2 separate regions of the Homo sapiens genome follow, and region 2 is linked to region 1. Evidence: read pairs that join two places in POLR2A ChIA-PET (ENCODE). Cell type or tissue: Panc1. All regions are shown on one strand. Links, peaks and the distances in the headings refer to the core of each region. The heading gives the core; the rest is flanking DNA. Region 1 has its middle 9.3 kb from the start of PRKD3-DT. Region 2 has its middle 15 kb from the start of GALM.

Region 1 (8,340 bases), core at 157-8,156:
TTACCAGGGCTGACCAAAACAGAGGAGTTGGGACTCCTTTCCTGGAGCGTGCAAACTACACCAGCCCAGAGGAATCAGTTAGAAGAAAAGGGTTGGGATGTGATTTCAAAGACAGAGTACAATCTGGGCTCTACCATTTAGTAGTTTTGAGCTACTTAATCTCACTAAAAATTGATTCCCTTACATGTAAAATGAGGGGGGAGTAATTACCTCACAGTGCTGTTGTGAGAAATAAATAAATGAATAAATAAATAAATGTAATGTTATTATGCACATAATATCATCTGCCTGGTTATACACCAGGATTCCACCATTTAACAAGCTGTGTGACCAGGGGCAAATTAGCCTCTATGTGCCTCAGTCTCTTTGTCGTCAGTTAACTACGATGATAATAATTCTTCTTCCATGAATTATTATAAGGATTAAATGAGATAATACATGAAAAACACTTTTTAAAAAGCCTGGCACACAGAGAATGGTCAATAAGGGTTAACTATTAATATTGTTATTCATGCTAAAGAATTAGAGCTTTTCACATCTCTGTATCTCCTCCTGTCCTTTGGCAGCACAGAGAAAGAAAAGTTGCTAAGCTTGATTCTATGGAGGGAAATTTAGAAAGATAATAAAGAACTGAAAAGGAACAGGAATTTCTATGGTCATAGAATGAGTTCCTCTTTACATCATCAGAGGAAGATCTTACTGCACAGGTCCTCAAGTGACCAGAAGCTGTCACTATGGCATTTTCTGTACTAACAGCTTGAAGTATTCTATAGTAAGGGTAAAATCACTAAATAGATTTATATTTGTTTATTTTTAATATAGTTACTCAGAATATAATGACCTGAACATTTTACTATAATTTGTACTCTTATCATGACACCTCAAATTTCAAAACCTTAAGTATTTCCAGAAAGAATTCTGACCATATTCCCCTAGATTTTAAATTGTTTCCTTTAATGTTCTTTAAATGATGATGGCTAATTTAGCTGAAGGTGAATTGATTTTAATTAGGTTGCTTGGTTTTTTTCCTAGACTCCCCTCGAGATTTTATAGTCCTTGATGTATTGATTCACTAAACATTTTTGAGAGGCTACCATGTGCAAGACATTTGATAGGATCTATAGGTAAAACACCTCCTGTTCTCAGGAATCTGAAATTTATTAGCTAAGCTATGTGAAAATCTATAATACGGAGAAGAGAGTTAAAAAAGAAAAAAAAGCAGGAAACAAAATAAAGGGTTAGAAGATGTCAGGGAAGTACAAGATAAATCCCTGACCTGGGGAAGACTGAACAGAAAAGGAGGACTTTTGCTGGGCCTGGAAGAAAGAATAGGATTAGGAAACATGGGGGAGAGGAGTGGGAGAAAAGAGAAATTCGAAATTCTAGGTGGAAGCAATAGAGCAAGCAAAGGCACACAGATGTGAAGACATTGGGCGTACTTGTGGACGAAATACTTCAGTTGGGCTGAGCCATAGCGTATGTATTTTTTCTCACACAATTGTTACAAGTGGAGACATAAATCAAAAACTATACAATTCACCTTTTATTTATTATTTATTATTTTATTTTTTATAATTTTAATATGGAACACTTCACAAATTTGCATGTCATCCTTGCACAGGGGCCAGGCTAGTCTTCTCTATATCATTCCAATTGTAATATATGTGCTGTCGAAGTAAGCACTAAAATTCACCTTCTAAAAGTGTAGAATTGGCTGGGTTTTTAGTGTATTCACAAAGTTGTGCCACATCTCCACTATGTAATTTCAGAACATCTTCATAACCTCCAAAAAGAAATCTATTAGCAGACACTCCCTGTTAACACCATTAGTCTCGGAGTTGGCAGGCCCACCCAGTGGGTTCTGCCGGGAGCCCTCAGGCAAAGACTCCCAGATGCTTGCTGTTGGAAGCCCCTGAAAGGGCATGCATGGGAATGGTGAGTATGGAGGGATACTGGCAGGGCACCTAATGCATCTGCTACATAGGGCTTCGATGTCTGTCTTACAGATCTGCATCTCTCTCCTTGATCTTTCTATAAGCACCTGAGTGTCCCACAGAAAGACCACAAATTCCAAGTGTCCCTAATTGAACTCATCTTTTCCTTGTAACCTGTTCCTCTTCCTATATTTCCAATCTTAGTGCATGGTACCACCGTCTATTTATCCAAGACAGAACCCACTAAGTCAGCCTAAACTCTTTTCCCTTGTTCTCTAGATCTAATTGGTGACCAAGTCCCATCAATTTCATACCATTATGTTTCTTGTATGGTATCTCTTTTCTTCTTTTCCACTGTCTCCTAGTTCAGGCCTTAAATAGCCCTCACCTGGTCCACTGAAATGATGTTCTAAGGTTTCCTACCTCAAATATTCTCTTCTGTTAATTTTAAGAATTGATACATGTGGTGATAGCTGTCTCCCCTCTGCTACCTGATAAGTACTTCCAATATTCATTCACTTCAAGTTTCTCCTCTGTAAGACCTTCCCTGTCCACTCCAGGTCATATGGGAATCATTATTCCTTTCTTTGTGCTCCTGGCATGTTCCTTCATAGCACCTGTGACACTGTATTGCGCAACTATTTATCTTACTAAACCACATGCTTCTGGAGCGCCGAAGCCATAGTTAATTTATCCATATATCCATTGCAGAGTGCCTTGAACAGTATTAATGCTCCACTGACATGGTTGAGTGTTAGAGGTTTGGGAATCATTGCATAGGGTAGAGAATGAAACTATGGGAAGGGATGAAATTTCCCTTAGGGAAGTCCAGGAGCAGGAATTACATTTGTTGAGATCCTACTCCGCTGAAGGAAGCGGGACTTTAGGTTTGGCCCCAGAGACTCTGCACTTTCCACTAATTACATACAGACTGAAGAAGGTCCGTTCTATTTGGCAATTACAAGTTAGTTTGTTAATTCTGATGAGAGAAGTCAGGAGAAGATTGAGGGCCAAAGCCAGACTGCAGTGAATTGATGGGGTAATTTTTAGATGAGAAGAGGACATAGAGAGTACGCTGGTGATTTTCAGATTTTCAGATATCAATAACCCATAAATTTGTTTAAAAATGGAGACTAAGCAAGTTGCCAACTTCTTGTTTTACCAATTAAGAACACTGAAGCAAAGCAACACTTCAGCATCACTAATCATTAGGGAAATGCAAATCAAAACCACAGTGAGATATCTCCTCACATTCATAAGGATAGCTACTGTGAAAAAAAGACAGAAAACAACAGGTGTTAGCAAAGATGTAGGGAGATTGAAACTCTTAGGCACTGTTGGTGGGAATGTGAAATGGTGCAGCTGCTATGGTGATTCCTCAAAAAATTCAAAGTAAGGTTACCATATGATTCGGCAATTCTACTTCTGGGTGTATATCTAAAAGAATCGAAGGCAGGGTCTTGAAGAGATATTTATACACAAATCTCCATAGAAGCATTATTAGGAATAGCCAAAAGGTGGAAGCAACCCAAGTGTCCATCAACAGATGGGTGGATAAGCAAAATGTGGTATACACATAAAACAGAATATTATTCAGCCTTAAAAAGGAAGGAAATTCTGAGACATGCTATACCATGGGTGAACCTTCAAGACATTATGTTAAGTGAAATAAGACAGTTTCAGAAAGACAAATACTGTATAATTCCACTTATGTGAGGTATGTCCTTAGAATAGTCAAATTCACAGAGACAGAAAGAAGAATGGTGGTTGCTAGAGGCTGGGGGGAAGAGAGAATGTAGAGGTATTGTTTAATGGGTGCAGTTTCAGTTTTGCAACATGAAAATAATTCTAGAGGTGGATTGTAGTGATGGTTGCAGAAAAATGTAAATGTGTTTAATGAACTGAATGTATTTAATGTTAAGATGGCAAATTTTATGTTGTATGTATTTTACCACAATGAAACAACAAGAGAGCAAGACAATAAAAGACAAACCCAAGAACCTACAACTGATTATTCCCAAATATGGAGGAAGAATGTAAGATCAAAGATCAGACTTTGATTAAATATAATTGCCTTATTAACAACATTTTAAAAAATGTTCTCCTTTTGCAACAAACTGAGCAAGCATAATCATGGACAGGCATTAATATGGAACTGGCATTTGGGAACTAATGGTGTAGATTACATTAAAAAATGGAAGTGAAGGGAAAGAGTAATAATTAAAGGAGATATCAGGGTCAAGGGAAGATCATTGTCTGCTTGTCGTTAGCCTACTGGTTAGGCTGTACATTACATACTGTAATGAATCAAATATTTCTCCATATTTGTGGCAGGCACTAGGTTTTATAATCATAAGGTATGTGTTTTTAGACACAACATTTTTCAAGAACTTACTATACTACCAGGTGCCTGCCATTTAAGGATTATATTATCATAATTTTTTTACACCTGCAAAGGATATGCTAAAGATGTGTGCATGTGTGTACTATAAAATAATAGTATTCTGTAGCTATCTGCATAATTGAATAAAGATTAACATGTAATTGTAGCACACAGAGAAGTTTTATAATTAGGCTATTGTCTATCCACTTTACCAGGTTTCCCTCATATTTTCAGTCTCTAAAAATCACGAATAGGCCAGGCACAGTGGCTCACACCTATAATCCCAGCACTTTGGGAGGCCGAGACAGAGGATCATCTGAGGTCAGGAGTTCGAGACCAGCCTGACCAACATGGAGAAACCCCATCTCTACTAAAAATACAAAATTAGCTGGGTGTGGTGGCGCATGCCTGTAATCCTAGCTACTCGGGAGGCTGAGGCAGAAGAATCGCTGGAACCTGGGAGGCGGAGGTTGTGGTGAGCTGAGATTGTGCCATTGTACTCCAGCCTGGGCAACAAGAGCGAAACTCCGTCTCAAAAAAAAAAAAAAAATCCTGAATAATAATTGTTACTGCATTCTTTATCTATGGCTCAATCTTTTTTTTTTTTTTGAGATGGAGTCTCGCTCTGTAGCCCAGGCTAGAATGCAGTGGCACGATCTTCGCTCACTACAGCCTCCGTCTCCCAGGTTCAAATGATTCTCCTGCCTCAGCCTCCTGAGTAGATGGGATTATAGGCATGCGCCATTACACCCGGCTAATTTTTATATTTTTGGAAGAGACGGGGGTCTCACCATTTTAGCCACGCTGGTCTTGAACTCCTGACCTCAAATGATCCGCCTGCCTCGGTCTCCCAAAGTTCTGGGATTACAGGTGTAAGCCACCATGCCTGGCCTATGGCTTTGTCTTTAATGTCATTTATTTCCTGTCTGAGACATTAGTTTGTTTCTCTAATTGATGGTCATTTTCTCTAATCAAAGAATAGAATCAAGAGAAGACCATTTTGCCTCAGAGTGGAATGAAGATGTACAGTTCTCTTATGGCCCCTCCTTTTTGCTTATGAAATTTCCTTTTGGTCCCCTTTCTAAAATTACTACTGTGCTTCTTCCTGATTGTAATACAGATCTAACACTGTTAGAAGGAAATTTTTTGGAGGACGAAACAAAGATATTATAAAAGGCAATTAATCTCTTTTCCTTTCTCACAGAGCTGTAAATTCAAACTTTAGTGTTCTGCATAATAGGTATGTGATTTACTGAGGGAAGACCATAAAAGATCAAGGTTTGGGCAGTAACAGAAGGGGATTAGTCTTACTAAAATTCTATGCTAAGTAATTTAATCTTCTTTTTTAGGGAAATTTAGATATACTCTTGGCCTGGTGCTACTAATCATGAGCTCTGTTGAAATGCTTTCCCAAACATTAAAATTGAGGATGGATTAGTTCATCTAATTTACTATAATCTGAACAATAGCATATATGTGAACCGTAGTGTTGAAAGGATTTTTTATGATCACAATCTGTACTAAGTATTACTAAAACATTCAAAATACTTTGTGAATGTTTTCACGTATAAAAATAAAACGAACAGCATAAATTCATTCTAAATTTAAGCAAAAGTTAGATATTTATAGGAGCATATGTAGTTTTAGGGCCGAATTTGAGTTATGGTGTTACGTTGCAACTTTCTACTGTTATTATTGTTAATAGCTATGTGTGGCATAGCCAACTTGTTTTTTAAATAACTGTTGCTATTTTCTGTGAATGTGTCATTTTTATTTGCTTAATTAATGTTCTATTTTGGACCCTGTGGAAAGAGGTTTTAGAGCCTTTCTTCCTCTTACTTGACACTGATGGGCCTAAGCTGAGTCTTAAAAGCAAACTTTTTCGTGTTGTTTGTTTGGTAAGACTTGAAAATTACTCTTAGAATGACTGTTCTTTCATGAAAAGCCAGAAAGAGACTAATTAACAAGCACAATTAACATTATAAGATTGAGAGAAAGGATGCTTTTTCAGTTGTCTGATAACAGTCTGTGTAGCCTGATCAGTAGGAAAATATCACAATTTCATATCTTTAAAACATGGATAAGTAGAATATAACACTGCAGAAAATCCACAAATGACCCCAGAGCAAAAGACAACTGAGTGGCTTCGTCTTGACTTTAGGTTATATTAGTTTACATTTTGGCATTTAATTTTTTTGAAAAAAATTTCCCTTTCCCCCTTCTACTAATAGATATGATATTAGATATATGATTAAAGGAGACAAAAATACAAAAATGAATATTGTACTTAAAATCTAGAGATAAAATACTTTCAATGGTATCTGATTTTAACTTCAGTAAAAGCTTTCCTCAGCTTATTGAAAGTTAGATTTTAATAGCTACTTAAATTTTCTCCTCTGAAACTATAAAAGCCTGTAGGGTAGAGTAAAAGTACACTGCCTGCAAATGAATCAGCTTTGCATGGCTTTGAACAGATGACTTAACCTTGTACCTTAACTTTTTTATCATTAACAATGAGGATAATAACAATAATAATATCTCTCATCATACTTATTTATAGAATTAGGTCTTAAAAACACATTATTGACACACTTAACATCTCTGATCATATTTTTAACCTACACCATAAAAATTTAGTAACTCTGAATGAAAAATTCTTGAACTAACAGCTTTTTACCTTTCATGTTCTATCATTAATATGTTGCAGAAGGCCGGGTGCGGTGGCTCATACCTGTAATTTCAGCACTTTGGGAGGCCAAGGTGGGTGGATTGCTTGAAGTTAGGAGATCGAGATCAGCCTGGCTAACATGGTGAAACCCTGTCTCTACTAAAAATACAAAAATTAGCTTGGTGTGGTGTTGCACGCACACCTGTAGTCCCAGCTGCTCAAGAGGCTAATGTGTGAGAATCACTTGAATCCTGGAGGCGGAGGTTGCGCTGAGCCAAGATCGTGCAGCAGTCTGGGTGCTGGGTGTAGCACTATGCTACAGCCTGGGTGACAGAGCAAGAAACTGTCTCAAAAAAAAAAAAATATATATATATATGAAATTGGTGCTTTATCTTATCTGATCCCACAAGATGGAAAAATTAAACATAGATGAAATTTTTTGAATAAAATGTCAACATGTATGCCTCTATAAATATACAGACTTAAACATTATATGCATGGATGCTTCCTGTAACGATCAGTTGTTTGTAACTTCACATCATAGGCAGTTTAGGTACTGTGTAGATCAGTGCTGTCTATTCTGTGAGCTGTAAAGAATGAATTTTGTGTGTGAGTCTTTGTCTTTTGCTGGGCTAGGTGCCAGAGCTCCGGCATTGGAAGGTGGTTGACTTGCAGATTGGTGAGAAGAATTTACTGACAACAGTATAGGTTTGAAAAGGAAAGTTTTACTAGATAGAAAGAAAGCTGCAAAAGAATGCAGCAGGGCACCTCAGCAAGGGAGGAATTGTGGTGGATTTTCCCTTAGGCGTGTTTATGAACCTTAAAGCGGGAGTTTAATGGTAATTTGGACCCTATTAGCCACATAGGTCATGATAAATGGTTAAATTTGTAGGCATTTTGGTGCCTTGATGTCAGCAAGTGTTGCACAATGAGTTTCAACATACATACATTCTGCAGATGTATGGAAATTCTAGTTACTTATAAATTTTTGAGAAAGAAGCCTGGAACCAGATGCCCGCTTTAGATAACAGGGAAGTCTAATTACTTCTAAATTCCTCAGACGAGGAGTTTTTTCCTCTGGATGGCTGGCTTGACGGTCACCAGGTGACCTCCACTCTCTTCATCTTTGATTCTACTTCTCATCTCCTTGAGTGCACTGAAATTTCTTACTAGAGATTCATTTCTTTGGACCTTGAACACTTTTGGTTTTCAGAGCTCTCAGAGAAAAACTGATCAAAAGTATGATAAATTATTAAATGGATAAAAGGAATTTTGTTTGAGGGGCATAATTAGTGTTTGTGAAAGGAATCAGGGTTTATGGGGACTGTTCCTCTGTCCTTCTTCGAGAGGACAGC
Region 2 (8,340 bases), core at 321-8,320, 1.3 Mb after region 1:
TTGAGCTAGGCCTTAAATAATGAGAAAAAAAGAAAATTTAAGGCAGAAAAAATAGCACATGGGGTCCTAAAAGGGTGTATTATGTTAGATGTCCACGTGAGGCAGGAAAAATAGAGATGAGGCTGGAAAGTAAACGAAGGCCAAATTGCTTAAGGTCTTATTTAAACCAGACTAAGCAGCTGAAAGTTTATCCTATAGAAAATTGAGGTTGGGCACGGTGGCTCATGCCTGTAATCCCAGCACTTTGGGAGGCCGAGGCGGGTGGAACACTTGAGGTCAGGAGTTCAAGACCAGCATGGCCAACGTGGTGAAACCCCATCTCTACTAAAAATACAAAAATTAGCTGGGCGTGATGGCTGGCGCCTGTAATCCCAGCTGCTCGGGAGGCTGAGGCAGGAGAATCACTTGAGTCCGGGAGGCAGAGGTTGCAGTTAGCCAAGATCACGCCACTGCACACCAGCCTAGGCAACAGAGCAAGACTCTGTCTCAAAAAAAAAAAAAAAAAAAAGAAAAGAAAAGTGGAAACTCTTAAGGGTTTTTTATGATCATATGGGCATTTTAGAAAGATGCTCTGCAGCTGTGAGAAAGAGACTGGAGGAGGCCATAGGTAGAGAGGCTATTCGGAGACGATTATGGTATTAACTAATGATAGAGGACACGAGTTTGAACCAAGAGAAGACCCCACTGCATAGGCTGCAGCAGGCCACTCTTACTACAACACCAGGGCTTTGTTCTAGGTCCTACTGTTCACCACACAGAAACCCAATCACTGGGGCAGTGAGTATTGCCAGGGAAGAAGGCTTTAATCGGGGGCTACAGCCAAGGAATTGGGAGATCAGTCTCAAATCCATCTCCCTGATCAACTAAAATCAGGGGTTTATACAGCAAGGAAGAAATGAAACTACATGCAGGAAAACAGGAATAGAGAGGGGTGAGGAAGAGGAGTTGGTCAACAGGAAGCAGGTGGTGAGTTAGGCAATCATGATGGGTGAGGTGTCTGGCATCTCACTGTCCTGATGCAGCAACCTGGTAAGTTTCAGCTTCCTGATACTATCTGGGAGGCATGACGGTTGGTTTCCTGAGAATGGAACTCAGATAAGACAAATGGAACTTACTCAAGTTTTAAGACTAAGAGGATTAATTCATATGTTTATTCAGAAGAAACTCTAAACATTAGTTGTATGGGACAATTGGGCAGGTTTCACAACCAGGGCAGGCGACAAGTGGGGGACAAAGCAGAGGCTCAGTGTTCACAGTCAGAGCTGAGGGCAAGTCAAGTCTGTAATGGAAAAGGGGCCAGTGTTCCCAAGATGCATTGCCAAGGCTGTGCAGGACCACGGGACCAGTGCCGGACCTGCAGGACCTTCAGTTCACGACCACATGCTAACTGCTACAGGCTGCAGCTTCAGACCAGCAGAGCACACAGAAAACAGGTGGACAAAGGAGAGAGAAGGCGGGGGACCCAGAAGGGGCCCGTGGCTCTTCCTGCTGTGGTGAAGACTCATAAGCCATACTAGTCTCTCTTCTCCATACATCTGTTCACCACGTTAGGAGAAGAAGCAGGAAGACCGGGAGATTATTGAGATAATTCATCCAAGAGAAACTGAACATAGCTAAAGGAATTATGTCAATGATCAGCATTACCATGCTTTAAACCAGACTGGACATTTCAATCATCTTCACCACCACCAACAACAACTAACCAAGTGAGTGGTGGCTTAATAGAAGACCAGAGCAGCTATGGACAAACTGATAGGAAAACCCATTTCATCTGCACAACAAAGTTGGAGCACAAGTTAAATTATGCAACTCTCTTGGGGAGGCCAAGGCAGGAAGATCATTTGAGGTCAGAAGTTTGAGACCAGCCTGGACAACATGGTGAAACCACGTCTCTACTAAAAATACAAAAATTAGCTGGGCATGGTGTTGCGTACCTGTAATCCCAGCTACAGGGGAAGCTGAAGCAAGAGAATCGCTTGAACATGGGGGGCAGAGTTTTCGGTGAGCTGAGATCGCACCACTGCATTCCAGCCTGGGAGACAGAGCGAGACTCCAACTCAAGAAAAAAGAAAAAAAAATTGTGCAACTCTGATACAGAGGCATAGAAAAAGAAGAGTTGAAGATACAAACATTGGTTGATAATATCCAGCACTGTCCAGGGAAGACACTGAATCTGAGGCGCATCAGCAGTTCGTCATCAGAGATGAACTCCCTCTTGTGAAGCATGGACCTTTCCTTGGGCACGTACATTTCCTAGCCAGCTCTTTGCAGCAACTCATGCTCATAAAATGGCCCTTGTTTTTTTTGTTTGTTTGTTTTTGTTTTTGAGATGGAATCTCGCTCTGTCACGCAGTGGCATGATCTCTGCTCACTGCAACCTCTGCCTCCCGGGCTCAAGGGATTCTCCTGCCTCAGCCACCCAAATAGCTGGGATTACAGGCGCCCACCACCATGCCCAGGTAATTTTTGTATTTTCATTAGAGACAGGGTTTCACCGTGTTGTCCGGGCTGGTCTGGAACTCCTGACCTCAGGTGATCCACCCTTCCTCAGCCTCCCAAGGTGCTGGGATTACAGGCATGAGCCACCACGCCTAGCCGGCCGTTGATTGTTAATTCATCTAATTCATCATCACCAGTTCTTCCATACTAGGAAAGGGAGATTAGAACATTCCAGGCCCTGGAAGAGGATAATCTCTTTTAAATAGATAGAATAGGCTTTTATCTTATATACCAGTCCTTAAAAATGTAGCTGGGGTTAGTCTCTAAGCAGGACGAATCCTGGGGCACTGACAATACCGAGTTTCCTGCCTGAAAGGCTGAGGACCAGACCCTGGACTAAAAGGTGAATTTACACCCTGGTGATCACTTGGCTAATTTCTCCCAACAACACCGCCGCCTTCCTGTCCTGTCCCTTCCATCAATGTCATGTCACACTGCGACTCCACCTTGGATGAATAAACAAACTCATGGAAGTACAGCACAGTTTGGCCAGGTGCACATACTTCCTCCAAGTTCCTATTCTTGCCCTGTGACACGCTCCATGTGTGTTGGCCAAGCTGTGGCCTCACAGACTCATCCCTAAATCACCTCCCATCACCTATTCCACTCTATTCTGACCTACTGTCAAAGTTCTGGCTGCTGATTTTTATATTCCTTCTATTTATTTTCCCACTGTTGCTGTTGGATTTGGATTTGCCTTACTCAGAAAGCCCTAAGTGACGCCTTTTCTATTTCAGCCCATCTCCCTCTATACCAGCCCTGAACAGAAGGGCTGTTCTCCTACCCAGCCCTCCCTGGCCTTGCAGACAGGACTTAGGACCACAGAGCCGTCCAGGGGACATTCACCACATCAGAAGAAGGTCAAATTGGCATCAACCAAGCTAGATTCAGCATTAGATGTGGAGGTTCCAACAATCTCCAGAACCTTTGGCCAGGCTCTACCTCAGGGATCTGAGAGCAGCATAATCTACAGAGAGACAGGGACACATTCAGCAGGACTGCTGATTCCCCAGGGAGGCTTTGAGAAAGTAGTGCTTCAGGAAGCAGCATCTGGGAGCTGATGGTGCTCCTATTTGGCAGCACAGAGCTGTCCTGTCCTTCCCACTGTTCCAGACGCAGTGATGATGGAGCGAAGAGCACTACACTGTGGCTGCAGCAGCTCAAGCTCACAGCCAAGTCACACAAGCTCAACATGTTCCCTGCCCATTACATACTATTTGGGGGTAGACATTGGAGCCAGGCAGGCCTGAATTTGAATACCAGTGTGACTCTTTGGCCCCAGTCCTCTTTGAGTCTCAATTTTCTCAGCTATGAAATGACAGTGGTTATACCTCCCTCACAGATTAAACCACATAAAAATGCATAGCATGCACATTGCTTGATACAGCAGACACTAACCAATGTGAATTCTGATTCCTTTTCCTGAGAATCTGATTCCAACCTGCGGCAGAATCTCCAGGATCCTAAAGTAGATGCGCTCCGCCAAGCCATCCTCTGTACTCAGCCATCCTTCTGCCTGGCCCTTAAGGAAGAAGGCCAACCTGAGTCAAATGGGGCTCTTCCTTCAGAGCATGACTGAATAGGCTTCATGGGAAGGAGTGGTGCTGGGGGTGAGGGACTCAAAAAAATGTATACCCCTTTGTTTTCAAACTTCAGTGAGCGTGGTAATCATTTAGAGAGTTTATTAAAAATAGAGGCCAGGGGCTGGGCACAGTGGCTCACGCCTGTAATCCCAGCACTTTGGGAGGCCGAGGCGGGTGGATCACCTGAGGTCGGGAGTTTGAGACTAGCCTGACCAACATGGAGAAACCCCATCTCTACTAAAAATACAAAATTAGCCGACCATGGTGGTGCATGCCTGTAATCCCAGCTACTCGGAAGGCTGAGACAGGAGAATCACTCGAACCCGGCAGGCGGAGGTTGCGGTGAGCCGAGATTGCGCCACTGCACTCCAGCCTGGGCGACAAGAGCAAAACTCCATCTCAAAAAAAAAAAAAAAAAAAATAGAGGCCAGGGCCAGGTGCAGTGGCTCACGCCTGTAATCCCAGCACTTTGGAAGGCCAATGCAGGTGGATCACTTGAGGTCAGGAGTCCCAGACCAGCCTGGGCAACATGGCACAACCCCATCTCTACCAAAAATACAAAAATTAGCCTGGCATGGTGGCACACACCTGTGGTGCCAGCTACTAGGGAGGCTGAAGCACGAGAATCACTTGAACCCGGGAGGCGGAGGTTGCGGTGAGCCGAGATTGTGCCACTGCACTCCAGCCTGGGCAACGAGAGCACAACTCTGTCTTAAAAAAAAAAAAAAGAAAAAGAAAAAGAGGCCAGGGCCAGGTGCAGTGACTCACGCCTGTAATCCCAGCACTTTGGAAGGCCAAGGCGGGTGGATCACTTGAGGTCAGGAGTCTGAGACCAGCCTGGGCAACATGGCAAAACCCCTTCTCTACCAAAAATACAAAAATTAGCCTGGCATGGTGGCACACACCTGTGGTGCCAGCTACCAGGGAGGCTGAAGCATGAGAATCTCTTGAACCCGGGAGGCAGAGGTTGTAGTGAGACAAGATCACGCCACTGCACTCCAGCCTAGGCGATGGAGCAAGACTCTGTCTCAAAAAAAAAAAAAAAAAAATAGAGGCCAGGTCCCTCCTTAGACTTACTGTTATTAAATACAATTTAGAGGAGGCCATTGGTTTGAACTGAGCTCCTGCACTAGGCCTGACAGACCAAACCAAAATAGTCACTCACACTGAAGCTCCACCCCACCAAGTTGAAAATAAATTGTTTATCTGACCTTCCCAGAAATTGAGAGTGAGATAATAGCCCAGTACCCAAGCTATTTGAGCTGATATGATAAGAAAATCTTCTCTACTTTAACCTTTACAAGGAAAGGAAATTTGAAACCACCAATCCACTTTTCATTTTCTGTTTCTGCTTCTCTCCCCACTTCTCGTTTCTAAAGCCAACCTCCTCTGCTCAGCTTATCGGAACACTCATCATATTTTATGGAATGAGGTATTGCTCGATTCTAGAACTGTAAATAAAAGCCAACTAAGATCTTTAAATTGGCCAGGTATAGTGGCTCACACCTGCAGCTCCAGCACTTTGGGAGGCTGAAGCAGGAAGATCACTTGAGCCCAGGAGTTCAAGACCAGCCTGGGCAAAACAGTGAGACTCCATCTCTATGAACAACCATTTTTTTGTTTTCTTTTTTTGAGACAGGCTTTCCCTCTGTTACCCAGGCTGAGTGCAGTGGTGCAATCACAGCTCACTGTAGCCTGGATCTCCTAGGCTCAAGTGATCCTCCTGTCTCAGCCTCCAGAGTAGCCAGGACTATAGGCATGCACCACTATGTCTGGCTAATTTTTTTTTTTTTTTTTTTTTAAGTAGAGACAAGGTCTTATGTTGCTCAGCTGGTCTCAAACTCCTGAGCTTAAGCGATCCTCTCACCTCGGCCTCCCAAAGTGCTGGGATTACAAGCGTAAGCCACCATGACTGGCCTACAAAATTTTTTTTAAGAATTAGCTGAGTGTGGTGGCATGAATCTGTAGTCTCAACTACTTGGGAGGCTAAGGTAGGAGGATCGCTTGAACCCAGGAGGTCAAGGCTACAGTGAGCTATGATGGTGTTACTGCACTCCAGCCTGAGCAACATAGACACTATCTCTAATATATATATAGTCTTGTCCCTTGGAATCGCCTGAGTTATAAGGGGTTTTTTTATATGCTAATGAGATGACTCAAGATTGAGGGGCCCTAGATAGCTTCAGGATGGAAGCTGGTTGCCAGAAAAACCAACCAAGAGATTTGAGGATGAGAACTGTCAGCCCCACTTCCCTAGCGGGTGAGGAGGGATTAAAGGTTGAGTTTCATTATCAAACACAAAGACTTGATTAATCTTGCCTAGGTAATGAAACCTCCACAAAAACCCCTAACCAATAGGTTCGGTGAGTTTCTGGGTTGGTAAACATATTGATGTGCTGGAAAGATGGGGCACAAGAGAGGGCACGGAAGCTCTGCGCCACCCCACCCCCATATCTTGCCCTGTGCATCTTTTTCATTTGGCTTCCCCTGAGTTTTAGCCTTTATAAGAAACCAGTGAGCACATGTAAGGTATTTTTCTGAGTTCTGTGAGTCATCCTAGTGAATTAGCAAACCTGAAAGGAGGTCATGGAAACCCTCACATTTGTAGTGGTCTGGGCAGAAGTGTGGGTAGCCTGGGCACCCTATTTGCAGCTGGTATCTGAAGACAGGGGCAGTCTTGTGAGACTGAGCCCTTTAACTTGTGGGATCTGACACTAACTCCAGATAGGCCATGTCAAAATTGAATTATGGGACACCCAATTGGTGTCATAGATTTGGTTGGTGTGATTGGGTGTCAGAGCTGGTGTCAGAAAAAAACACTGCCCAGGAGCTTGTCACATTTGCCCTCTCCTGACCTCGCCTGGCCCTTGCATAACCACACATCTTTATAGAATGTGGTTAAACTCAGAAGAAACTGCCAATTCCACTGCAATTCTCTCACCTAGATTCAATGTTAGCCTTTTGAAGAGACACAGAAGCGACGCTTACATTTCTCTGTTCAAGCCTGCCCAAGGCAGGGCTGGATTAGCCTGCGGGCCTCTGACCTTCTGACTACAGTCCACACTGCACCCAGTGGGCTGTTCCAACAGACCACGGAGCACAGGGCCTCTGCTCTAGAACAGGGCGGAACACACTTGCTGGCCATCTAATGGACTCACCGCCAGCCCTGACTGTGGAGGGACCCTGTCTTGTAAGCCTGGCCATATGGGGTCTGCCTGGCCACATGAGGTCTGCCAGAGCCGTCCTATCTGGCTAGATTCTTTGCTCTAGTTCCTCTCGGCTTTTTATCAGTAGTTCAGCTTTTCCTAGGGCCGCACAGTTGCTGAAATAAACTTACTCAGCCATTTCCACTTGCACGTGCCCCAGGAGCCCAGGAAAAGGCTCTGCTGAAAAGACTTCCCTCTTGCCCCGAGGTCACAGCCATACTTCTGTCCCAGTGTGTGGTTAAACGCCATCTCCCCTCCTTGCCTTTCCCTCTCTCTCTCTCCTTCTGGAGAAGCCACACAGTTTCATCAATCAATGCCACCTATCTTAGTCCGTTTGTACTGCTGTAACAAAACTACCTGAGACTGGATAATTTATCAACAGCAGAAATTGATTTCTCACAGTCCTGGACGCTGGGAAGTCGAAGATGAAGGTGCCGGAGGGCTTGGTGCCTGGTTAGGGCCAGGTCTCTCCTTCTAAGATGGTGCCTTGAAGGCTGTGTCCTCACGTAGTGGGAGGGAAGGAAGGGCAAAAGCATCTAAGCTGGTTCTCTCCAGCCTCTTATAAGCCACTAATCCATTCATGAGGGCAGAACCTTCATGACGTCATCACTTCCCAAAAGACCTCACTTCTTAATACTACCACAATGGGGATTAAGTTTCAACATGAATTTTAGAGGGGATACATTCAAACCACAGCACCACTCGTCTTGGTGTACCTACTGGCATACTTGAAACCATTCAAAAGGGCTTCATTCTCAGTTTGTTTTTGTTTTGTTTTTTTCAAAAATGTGGCATTTCTTGACAGGAACTGCCTCTGCTACGACCCCATTCAGAACAAAGTTAATCTGGTCAATGAGTGTCTCCCCCACCTGTAAGGAAGAATTTGCTAAGAGATGGCACAAAATCAAGGGACATGACTGAGGCTCAAAGAGCTGTAGAACTCCAAGTGGAATTTGCTGGCCAAGCTTCTACTTTGAGCAGAGGCTGAAGTCATCCATAGAGAGGCTTTCCTGGAACTACAGGGATACACTGCAGAGCTCTCCCATTAATTA

What was found. Peaks named below come from ENCODE experiments on the same cell type or tissue, not always from the same donor. Only the 100,000 strongest peaks of a DNase experiment are listed, where the experiment ranks them.
Region 2: POLR2A ChIA-PET joins it to region 1 with 10 read pairs; 2 of 35 experiments call an interaction of 5 or more read pairs at or near these places.

Annotation. Positions count from the first base shown.
Region 1 is chr2:37,330,194-37,338,533 of GRCh38, forward strand. It overlaps the pseudogene RNU6-939P. Among named protein-coding and RNA genes, the nearest start is that of PRKD3-DT, 9.3 kb to the left of the region's middle. In Panc1, for the core only: no CTCF peak of the experiment used is centred there; no DNase peak of the experiment used is centred there.
Region 2 is chr2:38,647,275-38,655,614 of GRCh38, forward strand. No RefSeq gene overlaps it. Among named protein-coding and RNA genes, the nearest start is that of GALM, 15 kb to the right of the region's middle. RefSeq lists a cis regulatory region at 6,869-7,542. In Panc1, for the core only: no CTCF peak of the experiment used is centred there; no DNase peak of the experiment used is centred there; H3K27ac peaks cover 2,361 bases.